3 separate regions of the Homo sapiens genome follow, and all the other regions are linked to region 3. The links are chromatin contacts, found by Hi-C or POLR2A ChIA-PET in ENCODE. All regions are on one chromosome and are shown on one strand. The core of a region is the stretch at or near the end of the contact, and the rest is flanking DNA. Distances in the headings are between cores, read along the strand shown.

Region 1 (4,983 bases), core at 981-3,480, 130 kb after region 3:
CTTCCAGCCTCCAGAACTGTGAGGACATTTTTGCTGAGGCCTCCCAGTCAGTGGTGCTGTGAGCTGGAAGAAACCTTGGAGGTCATCTCATGATCCATCCACTTCTGTTTACTGATGGGCAGATGAGGCCAAGAGCAGGAGTGCAGGGCCACAAAACGAGTCAAAGACAGCGCTCCCAGGCCAAGGATGGCTTCTTAGCCTGGCAGATGCCAGGACTGAGGTGCTGGAACAAGAGAAGCTGGGGGAGAGACAGGTGGGGTGCAGGTGGGAGGAGGGGGCACCCTGTCCTGGGGCAGGGCAGGTACAGTGTGCTCAGGGGAGGAGGAATCTGAGGGAGCGCAGTTCGAGCTGCCCACGTGTGCGTGTGTGCGTGTGCGCGTGCACAAGTGCGTGCTGGTGGTGTCGGGAGGGAAGGCAGGGAACAAGCGTTGTCTCTGCCTCCAGGAAGATGTGGTTGGCGGGGGTGGAAAGTGGCCTCTGGAGGTTTGACCAAGTTGCCTCCGGTGGCTCGTGTCTGTAATCCCAGCACTTTGGGAGGCCGAGGTGGGAGGATTGCTTGAGCCCAGGAGTTCAAGACCAGACTGAGCAATATAATGAGACCCTGCCTCTACAAAAAAATTAAAAATTAGCCAAGTGTTGTGGCACACGCCTGTGGTCTCAACTACCCGGAAGGCTGAGGTGGGAGGATTGCTTGAACTTTGGAAGTGGAAGGAGGTTGCAGTGAGCCGAGATGGCGCCACTGCATTCCAGCCTGGGTGACGAGCCTGTACTTCAGCCTGCACTCCAGCCTGGGCAAGACCCGACCCCCCACCCCTGCCAAAAAAAAGACTACTCTGGCTGCAGTGTGGAGGGCACCAGTAAAAACAGAGCAGCACCACTCTCAGCCTCATCTCATCTCCCTGAGCCACACTTCACATGGAGGCGAAGGGTGATGGCAGCATGGCTCAGGGAGGTGAGATGGCGCTGAGTGGTGCTAGGATCCGAGATCCAGGGTGAGGGCAGAGTGAGCAGGAGGGGGAGGCTGATTGAATTGGGTGCAGTGGAGGCTGGTGAGGGCCACTGACAGCAGGTGGATGGACTAGTCTGGAACCCAGAAGAAAGATCTGGGCAAGGACTTAATTTGAGAATTAAGGCTAGGTTATAGGAGCAGATGTGGCTAAGGGAATACATGCAGAGGAAAAAGAGAAGAGGCCTGAAATGGAACCCCTAGAAACACCTACATTTATAGGATAGCCTTTAGAGAAGGAGCCTCTCTGAGTTTTCTCATCTGTAAAGTGGGTATAACTATGCAGGCCGTTGTAAGGATTAGAGAAGCTGATGTATATAGTGTTGGTGCTCCATTGATGGGACAGTCACATGCCACTGAACGTCAGGGACACATTCTGAGAAATGCATTATAAGACTGTTTCGTCATTGTGGGGACATCGTAGACTGTGTTCACACAAGCCTAGGTGGTACAGCCTGCTTCGCACCTAGGCCACATGATAGAGCCTGTTGTTTCTAGGATACACACCTGTACAGCATGTGACTGTACTGAACAGTGTAGGTGACTGTAACACAATGGCAAATATTTGGGCATCTAAACACAGAAAAGGTAGAGCAAAAATACGGTATTATAATCTGATGAGATCACCACCCTATGATGTGCACGACTGGGTTTGTAACTATGACATGGTCCGCATCGCTCTTCCTCCTGTGCTACATTGTCTGTTCCAGAGCTATAGCCTGAGGACTGGGCTTCATTGCTGAATGCAGTCCTGTATCCAGACATTTGGTTCTGTTAATGCAGCCCAAAGCTGCACTTGGCTGCTGCTGAGCATGGGGTCAGCCAAGACCCCTGGATCTATGTGAAGCACGCCTTGCACCCAAGAACCCATGAGACCCTCGTCATGGACCAGGCCCCATGGCAGGAGCTAAGGGCAATTCTCAGACCTAGAATCCTCACTTGCCTTTTTCAGGCAAAGACAGGGAATTGATGGGCATCCTGAGCCTCCGTCCTTCAGTGCTCTGGGAGCCCAGGCAGCTGTCAGGAAAGGGACAAGGCCAGGGACTGGGAATGTGGAGGGAAGGGGCAGGTTTGAGGAGATCCTGGGTGATGAGAGAGGGACTCTCCAGGCTAGGGCATAGATGCCCTGGGTCCCCCTATCCCAGCCTCTTACATCTCTCAGTGAAGCCATGTCCGCTGCCCATGACAGGGAGTCTGGCTGTAACCATCTTTTGGAAGCTGGATGCCGGGCTAGTGGCAGTGGTTGGAGCAATGCTACCTCCTAGTGGTCTGATCTGCAAGTGCAGTCAATGGATGTGCCAGAGATCTCAGAGCTGCCCTCTGGGACCCCCACCCCACCTCTCCTGGGGTCACAGACTGCCTTTTGGTCAGCCTGTCTTAGTCTTGTCTGTAGCCACCTGTCAGCCTGCCTCCAGCTGTTTTTACCTCAGCATGTCCCTTCCGTTCTGGCTCATGTTAGCCGTCGCTCTGTGGCATATCTCTCTTACTCTGTCTGCCCTGCTGGCTTGGGCTGTCCGTTCCTCCATGTCTCATTCCATCAGTTTTCACCTCACCCTCTGCTGGGCCCTGGCTCTCTATTCTGCTTCTCACTTGTTTTGGACTTCTCCCTGCCCCCTATACCCTGTCCCTGTGTCCCCGAGCTGGGGTCATGCCTGGGGTCATGTCTGCCCTCTTCTTAACATTGAAGCTGGTTCTTGAGAAATACAGAGGCTTTTCTGCTTTTTCCAGGATGAGTCAGGAACTCCTGGAGTGAGAAGGGCTCAGGCCTCACCCAGCAGTGACCTCAGAGAGGGTGTGCAAGGTCAGAAGAGCCTCCAGCTGAGCTCAGCACTGTGACAACAGACTTTCCAAAATATGCTTAAGGGTCTGGCCGGGGCTGGACATGCTCCAGCAGGTGTCAGGGAAGAAGAATGAGCAAGCTGGCTGAGTCTGAGCCTGGCCCCGCCTAATGTTGTCTCCTCCCTGAAGCCTCCCCTCCCTTCTGTGCTACCACAGTTCTTAGGTCTGTGGCGTCCTGAAGCCACTGGTGCCATGTGATGGTTTGCATTTCAATTAATTAAAATTACATGAAATGAAAGACTCAGTTCCTCAGTCACACTAGCCACATTTCAGATGCTGAATGTCCACACATGGCTAATGGCTGTTGACCATATTGAGTAGCACAGAAGAGAACATTAGCCGCATCACGGAAAGTTCCATTAGTCAGCACCTTCTTAGAATAATCTTTGGAAAACATCCCTTTCTTCTTTTACTTTCCTACCCTCAGAGGGAGGATAGGATCATAATGTGTCCATCTCAGGATCCCTAGGGTCCAGCATGTCACGTTATATACATTTGTTGGCTGGTTGGCTAGATGGATATATGGATGGATGGGTGAAGGGAGGGAGGGAGAGAGGGATGGGTATATGGGTGGATAGATGGGTGGGTAGATAAGTAGATGGATGATGGATGGATGGATATATAGATGAATAGATGGATGGTGGGTGGGTGGGTGGAAAGATGGGTAGGTAGACGAATAGATGGATGAATGATGGATAGTGGGTGGGTGGAAAGATGGGTAGGTAGATGAATAGATGGATGAATGATGGATAATGGATGGATATATAGATGGATGGATATATAGGTGGATGAGTGGGTGGATGAGTGGGTGGATATACGGATGGATGGATGGGTGGATGGGTGGATGGTTGGATAAATGAATGGATAGATGGATGGATGAGTGGATGGATGGTTGGGTGGGTGGCTGGACATGTGGCTGAGTAGATGAATGGATGGATGGATATATGGATGGATGGATGGATAGATGGAAGCTTGAATTCCCAAATTTCTATGCCATGGAAGTCACAGGGGGACCAAGGAAGTGGGCAGAGTTGCCTCTGAACTGGCCAGGTGAGCTGGTCTGTGGAGATGTTGCTCTGCTCCAGGTTCTGCAAATGAACAGAGGGGCTTTGATGACCCTCAGCCTGAAAACTTGAACTTGTGAGTAGCTCTCAGGGGACTTAGAGCTACAAGAGCTTGGGGGTTTCTGCAGGTAAAGCGAAGGACTGAAGGGTCAGCTGTGGGGACTTCCTGTTTCAGGGTGAGCACCTAGCTGTGTCTAGGGTGGAAGTAGCCAAGGTGGCTGGGAGTGGATGAGCTGGAGGAAGGGTAGCCAGATCCAGGCCTCAGGGATGGGCTGTCTGGGCTCACCCTTCTGCAGCTTGAACCCCAAGGAGTGGGGCCAGGTTCTGGGAGAGGGATGGGGCAGCTGCAAGGCTTGAGTCCAGCTCAGTCAAGGGCAGACAGGAGTTGAGGCCAACCTGGGAGGAACCCTTCCCAACACAAACCGTTACCAGCAGCTGGACCTGGACAGCCAGGGCGGTAGTGGTCTGACCCAGAGCAGGAGTCTGATCCAGCAGGAGCAGGAGCTCAGTGGCAGCCTCTGTTCTATCCCCATGGGCTGCTCTCCACTCAGTACTCCGGAAGGCTCCTGAGCAAACTTGCTGCCTTGTTTGGACTGCTCTGAAGGGGAAAGGATCTGCTCATCCCTGGGCGGGAGAGAGGGTGGTGCACGCCACAGTTAATTCAACAGACACTTGCTGAGCACTCACTGGCTGCCAGGCGTGTGTCAGCGCGGGGGGTCTGTGTTGAGGATGCCACAGTCTTGCCCTGGAGAGTACCTGACCCTAGCAGACGTCAGGTGACCCAGAGCCACAGAAGAGCAGAGGAAGGAATGAAGAGGGCGGGACTGTGGCTTCGCAGGGGCACGGCTTGCAGAGGTCAGTGTGCCGATTCTGCAGCCTCACTGTGCAGGTTCCACTTACAGATAGATGGTAGTAGCATCACGGGCAAATTACTTGGCCTTTTGTGACTCCTATTTGTTTGTTTGTGTTTTTGAAATCTACAATGCAGGATAGTAAAGTAATAGTGTGGAACCCATAGAACTGTTGTGAGTTCATTCATGAGAAGTGTTCAGAATGGTGCCTGGTACACAGCAA
Region 2 (4,441 bases), core at 1,443-3,942, 190 kb after region 3:
AACAGACTTGTTCCCAGGGAGCCCAGAGACACCCCAGGTTCAAAAGAGAGCTCAAAGAGAGGCCCTCCAGGGGAGCAGGAGCCCTGCTGGCTGCAATCCTGGTCCCCCCCAACTCCAGTACCTCCATGTCCAGCCATGTTCCGGCCACCTCCACTCCCAGGCTTGTGGGAGATTTGTCTTTCTTACCATGAGCCCAGGAGGAGATAGAGACCCCGTTGCTGGTTTCTCTCAGTACTGCTGGGATCTGCTGGCATTCTCACAAAGAACTTCCATAAATACTAAGGGGGAACAAAAGGGAAGTAATTACAGCAAATACAAACAGCATGAAAATAGTCAAGTTTTTAAAGTACCGGTTTCCCAGCCTCAGACAACCACCCTGGAGCCCTGGGGGCTGGTCTGCCTTCCCAGCGGGCCCTGTGCCAATGCTCCCACCTTCCCGGACTCGCCTGGTGCTGCCCATCAGGATCTTGGCACCTGCAGGTCTGGGGGCCAGGCTGAAGCCCCCACCTTTCATTTCTAGTTTTCCACGTGAGGATTTGCCTCACCACAGCTGGCCACTGGAGCTGCAGCATCTGACACACTGAATAACTCACCTTTCAGGTGCACGCGAAGGCCTCAACCATCTGGAGAACACCTGCTGCAACAGGTAACACCCCCGTGTCCAGGCCCAAGGCCTTGTCCATTGCACACCCACAGCCCAGCCCTGTTTTCACTACCTTGATGGACAATTGTTGGAGTTAACTCTCCAACTATCCACGAACCCTGATCCATCCTGCTCACACACAGCAGTGAGCACATCGAAGCCATTTGTTCAATGTGACCCAACCCCCTGAATTGATGCTGGCTGGATTAGAAAAAGCACCTGAGCCAAGCTGGACCCATGAGAATTCAGTCTTTGGGGCACTGGAGTCAGGGCGCAGGGACAGTCTCTTCAGAGAGTTCTCTGTCTATTCCACATACATTTGGGAGCTGTGGGTGGTCACCTTGGGTCATGAGGTCTGCCCACAGAAAAAAATGAAGCAGGTGTGCAGGAGAGATGGTGACCTGGAATTCCCAGGGCCTGGTGGCTTTGCTGTCCTCAATCCTTCCTTGCTGAGGCTCCACCACACTCCTGCCTTTAGCTTCTACAAGACACTCCTAAGTTCTTTCAGTAAATTGCCTCTTTGGGCTGAAATGCTAGTTTGAGTGGGTGTCTGTAACTTGCAACCCCAGGATCTCAACCCCTCGCCACACTGTAAGTGATAAAAACATAGTGTAGTTGGGGCCCCAAGAGGACCAAAGCTAGGCACTTGCTGGGGACTTGCAGGAGGAACTGAGAAGGCCCTTGGAAACAGGTGAGAGAATGGAGGGACACCAGGTATATCTCTCCCTGGTAGGGGAGCTGTTGGGGTGGGGACCCCGGAGAGCTCATGAATGGGGCAGGTCTAGCAAAGGAGAGACCCTTTAGAGCACTGCTTCTCCTGTAGAATCAATGTCAACTTGTCAGTAAACGGACTGCTGATGCAGCAGGATCTTTAAGCCCAAGTCCCCACACTCTTTCCAGCATCCCACCTTCTGGCCAGACCCCCACTCCCACCCCCTGCCTCCATGGCTGTGTAATGCACCAGACTAGGAGTCTGAGACCTGAGTTTGAGCCCCAGTTCAGCCACTGATGGGCTGTGTGAGTTTGGGCAAGTAACCCCACCTCCCTGGGCCTTGGCCCCCTTATCCAAAACGTGGCCGCCATAATCTCCTTCTATTTTGCATGGCTCCTTCGAATTCTCCCTCCCTTCTCCGGTCCCTTCCTCCTTTGCCCCTTCCTTCTGCTTGGCACTTGCCTGCCCAGCAAGCCTCCCCTTCTGATCCATGCAGTTCAGTGCACTCCCATCCGCTTCCTACAGCTCAGGAAACTGTGAGGGCCAGGCACTGGTGTGTACGGTGCCTTTGAATCTTACTTTAGGTTAAGATGCTCACCCGGTCTCCCCTTTCAGAAGGAGACCCTCTGAGGGCAGAGATCTGGTCCTCTTCTCCTTCTTCTAGACCGCTCAGTGTGCCTGGAACAGGGCTGAGCCCACAGCAGGGTGCCTGGATGAGCCCTGCCCTGCCGGCCTGTTCCCTGACCTTTCCTCCAGCCCTTTCCCTTCCCCACCCCTGGCAGGGAGGATGCTCCAGAGCCCGCAGTCCAAACTAAGCCAGAGTTGGGGGTCCCCAGCCTCTCCAGAAAGCCAGCTCCAGCCATGGGAGGGGGCATTGCTGGCTGTTTCTTCCCCACAGGCCTGCTCTCCTCACCCCTGCACCCTTCTGTCTGGAGGGGAGGCAGTGTGCCTCACCTGAGCCAGTCACCACAGCCCCAGTGCAGCTGGCTCCTTCCCTTCCTCTCCCGCTCCCTGGCATGGACCAGCACACCGTTCTTCTCCCACCGCCCATCCTCAGTTGCCCCTCGCCTCCCCCCACCGCCTTCTGTTCCCATGCTGGCGTGTCTCCCCCCCCAGGCAGCTGGGAGCAGGGCGCCTTCGATTTCTCTATTCAGTCTGAGGCGTAGCAATTTTCTGCTCTCCCATAATTAGGGGAATTTTAAGCAAACTCCCCGACGGATGATTACAGCAGGTTCAATCCTGGCTCCTTTGATCAGGGAAGAATGAGGACGTTGTTGGAATATTCCTCAACCTGCTGGCCAGACAGGCTCTGCGGCGCACGCCCGGCTCTCGGGCTCCCCCTGGAGGGCTTTGAACTTGTGTCCTGGCGTCTGAGTGTCCCTGGGTGCTGGAGTCTCCCCAGGAGAGGACTGGGTCCAAATTCTGCTTCATGAAGGATTATCCCAGAGGTAGCTTCTCTAGCTTTGGGCCAATATCTGGGCTCAGAGCCAGAGTTGGAAGTGGTCTCTTGGGTAGGAAGGAAAGTTAAAGGGTCATGTAGGGCAGTCTCCCAGGGCTGCTGTGAATGGCCGTGCAGGCCATACACTGTGCCCTCTAGGGGACATTATTCTCCCTGTAGCTTGTGTGAATGGGACTCCTAGGGTTTGTGCAATGTCCAGCCTGCACAACACAACTGACAGCTTGAACCGCTTGAATGACTCCACTTTTCTAAAACGGCAGAAGAGCCTCCTCCTTAGGGTTGAAAGGGGCTCTCCTCTGTTTAGTCCATTTCCCTCGCCTGTTGTGCCTGCCCAAGGCAGTGTGGAAGAGAGAAAAAAGCATGGCCTTTGCAGCCACAGCCTAGAGGGGAATTCCAGTGTGAATGTTTCCTGGCCGTGTAACCTTGGGTTAGTTAATGAACCTCCCTGAACTTTAATATCAATCTTAAAGGACTGTTTTGAAGATTAAGTAAGAGATGGACTAAAACATTGCTTGGCCCTTATGAGTCCTCAATAAATATCACTCCCCTCTCCTTTCCCTGCCCACGTCACACTTTCCTCTTAAACATTTCATCTTCCCAGACAAACCCTTTCTCCTCTGTCTGCCCCAGTCCTGAGTCCCCCAAAGGCTGTGCCAGATAGCAGACTGCATAGCTATATATATATATATATTTTTTTTTTTTTTCTTTTTTAGACAGAGTCTTGTTCTGTCACCCAGGCTGGAGTGCAATGGCATGGTCTTGGCTCACTGCAACCTCTGCCTCCCGGGTTCAAACAATTCTCCTGCCTCAGCCTCCTGAGTAGCTGGGACTACAGGCGCACACCACCACACCCTGCTAATTTTTGTATTTTTGGTAGAGACGGGGTTTCGCTATGTTGGCCACGCTGGTCTCGAAATCCTGACCTCGTGATCTGCCCACTTCGACCTCCGAAAGTGTTGGGATGACAGGCGTGAGCCACCGCGCCTGGCCCAGACTGGGTATATTAATAGGCTGCTAATGTCTCTGGCATCCCCGAGCAGTGGTCCTGGCTTTTCCATAGGTTAATTAGGCCATATTTCAGGATAATTACGACTGTATATTCCTACACTAATTAAGTGGCTCTAAACCCTCTCCAGAATGCAGCTCTGTGAATCATAATTAAGCCTTACCACCAAGTTCCTCTGCCAGCCACGGAGCCCGGCGAGCAGCCTGTTGTCCCCACTCCCAGTCATGGGAAAGGCTGCGTCTGAACCATGGATTTGAAAAGGACCTATTTTCCCGGGATCAGGTCGAGATGATTCCCAATAAACATTGGATGAGGCTTTGCCCTGTTCCTCTTTTGTTTTCACAAGGAGAGAGAGGAATAGAAATACAGTGTTGATACAGGTTTATCTCCTTCTTCTCCCCGCTCTGTTGAGTAGATGTAAATGGATTCCCAGGGGATGCAGGTGGTCGGGGATGAGAAGGTGATGCATGCATGCCTAGGCATAGGGGTGCGTGTGTCAGACTTTGGTGAGTGTACGTGAGAATGTGTGTGCTATAGCTATTGTTCACTAGGGACTTATGTCTAATATTAGCCAGCCAAGTTCATGACTACCCAACAATGAAAACGCGTGTACCAGAAAAC
Region 3 (2,700 bases), core at 1-2,500:
TGAACTTGCCGGTGACGGCGTCGTAATGTCCCTGCTCGTTCACCAGCACGCGGTCGAAGGGCAAGGGTGCGTCAGACGGCGGAGGCACCCGGCTCTCGGAGCGCTTGGCGCTGAAGGCGGATCGCGGAGGCACCGAGCACTCCCCGGCAGGCCCGGTGGGCCCCGCGGGTCCCGCCTCTCCTCGCGGCCCGGGGTCCCCTCGAGGTCCCGGCAGTCCTGCGGGGTAAGCGGGGCGGCAGGGTGAGAGTAGCGGCGGCTCAGCCCGCAGCGGGGCGGCGACTCTAAGGTCACCGTACCCCTCCCCGCCCCTGCCTGAGCTTCGGCCAGCGCCTCCTCCCGCACGGGTACCTCCTCCACCCCTTCCCGCAGGGCAGATCTGGGGGGCTGGCCAAGGGGGCTCCCGCCGCCTGGGCCCCTCCCCCGCTCAGGGCTGCAAAGCGCGGGGAGTGGCGCCCCCTGGCGGGAGACCCGAGTCCCGGACACCGGGAGCTGGAGCTGCGGCCGCGCCTGCTCGGACATCGCCACCGATAGCCGCGGCGGTGCCTTCTTACCCGGCCTCCCGCCCTCGCCTTTCTCTCCCGGAGCCCCGGGCGCGCCGTCGCGGCCGTCGCGGCCATCGCGGCCCGGCAAGCCCTGGCTGCCATGGTGGCCCGGCGTGCCTGGAAGGCCGGGGTGCCCCGGGCAGAGGCTGGGGATCTTGTTGTCGTCCAGTGGGGGCGAGCCGGCCGCCAGGCCCAGGAGCAGCAGGACGAGGAGTGGCCTCATAGCGCTGGCACCGGGAGCCCGGACGCCGGGGTCCTCTCGCAGTCTGTGGACCAGGCAGGACTGGAGTCGGGACCCAGAATCCTGGGACCTGCCTCTCTCCCCACCCCGGCGCGGCCCAGTCGGTCCCCACCCCACTGCCGTGCCCCTGAGGCTGAGCGCTCGCAGGGCCGAGCATCCGGAGAGCACAGGCAGGCGCGAGAGGGTGGGAGCGGCCAGCCCTCCCTCCCACCGCCGGCCCGCGCCAGCCTTTCCCACAGTCCCCTCCCCAGCCCCTTTCCCCTCCTCCGCCAGACTCACCCCCCCTCCCGGCTCCCCGATGGCCTCCTTCGGGGCGCTCGCTACTCCGGACCCTCCAGTTGGTGGTGCTCCAGCCCCCGCGCTTCTCCCCGGCCAGGCGCCCCCTGCCCTGCCGTCACCCCAGTCCTGGTTCGCTCCCTGCCGGCTCCGCTTTCCTCCTCCCAGACTCCAAGAGGAAACCAGTTGTTCAGGGGCCAAGAGCTCCCGGACCGGGAAATAGCTGGGAAATAACTCGTGGTGTCGCCCGGCGGCCGGCCAAAGTTTAGGGGGAGAAAGGAGGGGGAGAGAGACTTGAGCTGGGCACAGAGAGGCAGAACTTCGAGAGACGGACACACAGGGCACCTCCTGTTCCCAGGGCCAGAGGAGAGGCAGGGCAGTGGCAGAGACCAAGGACCAGACCCCATTTCAGGGAGAAATACGCAGAGAGATGAGGGTGGAGAGTTCTAGAGGCAGACAGCCAGTTGGATCCCTAGGGCCTAGGACAGGGGCCTGCCACATGAATAGATGCTCAGTACATTTTTGTTGAATCAAGGAAAAGGTCAGAAGGCAGGCGATGGAGAAGCTGAAAAAGCAGATGGAAAGGGGAAGAGGCCTGGATGGGAAGTGGTCTCGATTGTCCGGTGGCACAGTGTGGGGCCAGTCAGCAGCCTGGGACCGGTAAAGGGACAGGAAGGAGCAGGGAGGGTGGTAGGGTCCCATGAGCCCCAGCTGAGGACTTCTCTTCCCCCTCCCTGGGAGCCCCAGAGAAGGATGGGTAGAGACCCTGCTGATGCTCCTTCCTTTGTTCCCCTGCGTGCCAGCCCTGACCGGCAAAAGAGGACGGGCAGGAAGAGGGCAGGGGCCGGCTTCAGGGTCAGGGCTGGGCACAAGCTTCCAGGTCAGCTGCCTCTGGCAGCCTGTTGCAGTTGAAGGGCCAGGGGGTGCCCAGTAGTGCCAGGCCAGACTGGCACTGGTGCTCCGCTTCCTGGCAGACAGAGCGGCAAGGGGGCAGAACACTGCCTAGTGGGGTGCAACGGGGCACAAGCAGCCCACACAGGAGCCTCCGGAAATGCTGGTAGCAGGGCAGGCTTGTCAGGCTCTGCGGAGGGAGAGTGGCCTTCAGGCACCTGCTCCCAGGCTCCTCCCCTCCCAGGCCCGCCCTCCTTCCCTCCACCCAGAAGACCTTGTAACCGCTGAGGACCTCTACCACCTCCTCCTGGGTGATCATGCCCACCCAGATGTTAGGGAAGGCTGTGGTGTTGTAGCTCAGACCGAGGCACATCTCCACCTGGACAGGCTCACAGGCCAGCTCTGCAGGGGTGGAGGGGAGGGCCACTGTGGGGACTGCTCACTGGCTCTGTGGCCTGTGGCAAGTCACCGAATCGCTCGGTCCTGTGTGTACATGGGTCCAATGGGGGTGGTTGTGAGGAAGCAAGAGGATAACAAAGAGACAGGCTGTACACACTCTGAGGATCCCTGCCATCCCTGAGAGCCTGCTCCAGCATCGCTTGCCAGCCCTGGGCATCATGCAGGCACGTCTTTAATCTCAGGGAACATGGGGCACCCGCGTTTGCAGGGACTGCTTGGGCATCTGGAAGAAACCCCCTGCTCTGTGTAAGAGGATGCCTTCATCTTTGGTGTGGGCTGTGGAAAGGGGCT

Evidence for each region. A loop is a pair of places that touch in the nucleus more often than their neighbours do. ChIA-PET counts read pairs that join two places held with the same protein, here RNA polymerase II (POLR2A). Pooled maps may share reads with other maps.
Region 1: a map of dorsolateral prefrontal cortex shows a loop between it and region 3 (10-fold over the local background). The contact joins the enhancer-like site here to the promoter of C1QTNF5 in region 3. A Hi-C loop is called at or near these places in 17 of 168 maps with a recorded cell type or tissue (Caco-2, GM12878, HUES64 and 12 more), 2 of 37 single-sample maps with no recorded cell type and 17 of 50 pooled maps. POLR2A ChIA-PET finds 5 or more read pairs at or near these places in 11 of 52 experiments (AG04449, AG04450, BJ and 7 more).
Region 2: a pooled map shows a loop between it and region 3 (2.5-fold over the local background). The contact joins the enhancer-like site here to the promoter of C1QTNF5 in region 3. A Hi-C loop is called at or near these places in 1 of 50 pooled maps. POLR2A ChIA-PET finds 5 or more read pairs at or near these places in 2 of 52 experiments (BJ and WTC11).

What each region holds. Positions count from the first base shown.
Region 1 is chr11:119,472,626-119,477,608 of GRCh38, forward strand. The region is part of intron 3 of USP2-AS1 (USP2 antisense RNA 1); the gene reads left to right. Among named protein-coding and RNA genes, the nearest start is that of THY1, 52 kb to the left of the region's middle. RefSeq lists enhancers at 793-1,293, 2,673-2,967, 3,987-4,488, 4,489-4,983. Within about 2 kb of position 2,231, at least 2 of the 41 ENCODE cell types and tissues checked have a DNase peak (open chromatin) inside an H3K27ac peak, as active enhancers do; they include dorsolateral prefrontal cortex, where a contact is called at or near this core.
Region 2 is chr11:119,531,324-119,535,764 of GRCh38, forward strand. No RefSeq gene overlaps it. Among named protein-coding and RNA genes, the nearest start is that of THY1, 110 kb to the left of the region's middle. RefSeq lists an enhancer at 2,334-2,863. Within about 2 kb of position 2,693, at least 4 of the 41 ENCODE cell types and tissues checked have a DNase peak (open chromatin) inside an H3K27ac peak, as active enhancers do.
Region 3 is chr11:119,339,633-119,342,332 of GRCh38, forward strand. It overlaps C1QTNF5 (C1q and TNF related 5), which reads right to left and starts at 1,251. Exons shown (of 3, transcript NM_001278431.2): 1 at 1,063-1,251; 2 at 552-808; 3 at 1-216. The coding sequence starts at 765. MFRP (membrane frizzled-related protein) reads right to left here. Exons shown (of 15, transcript NM_031433.4): 12 at 2,225-2,352; 13 at 1,063-2,140; 14 at 552-808; 15 at 1-216. The coding sequence ends at 1,916. RefSeq lists a silencer at 370-469.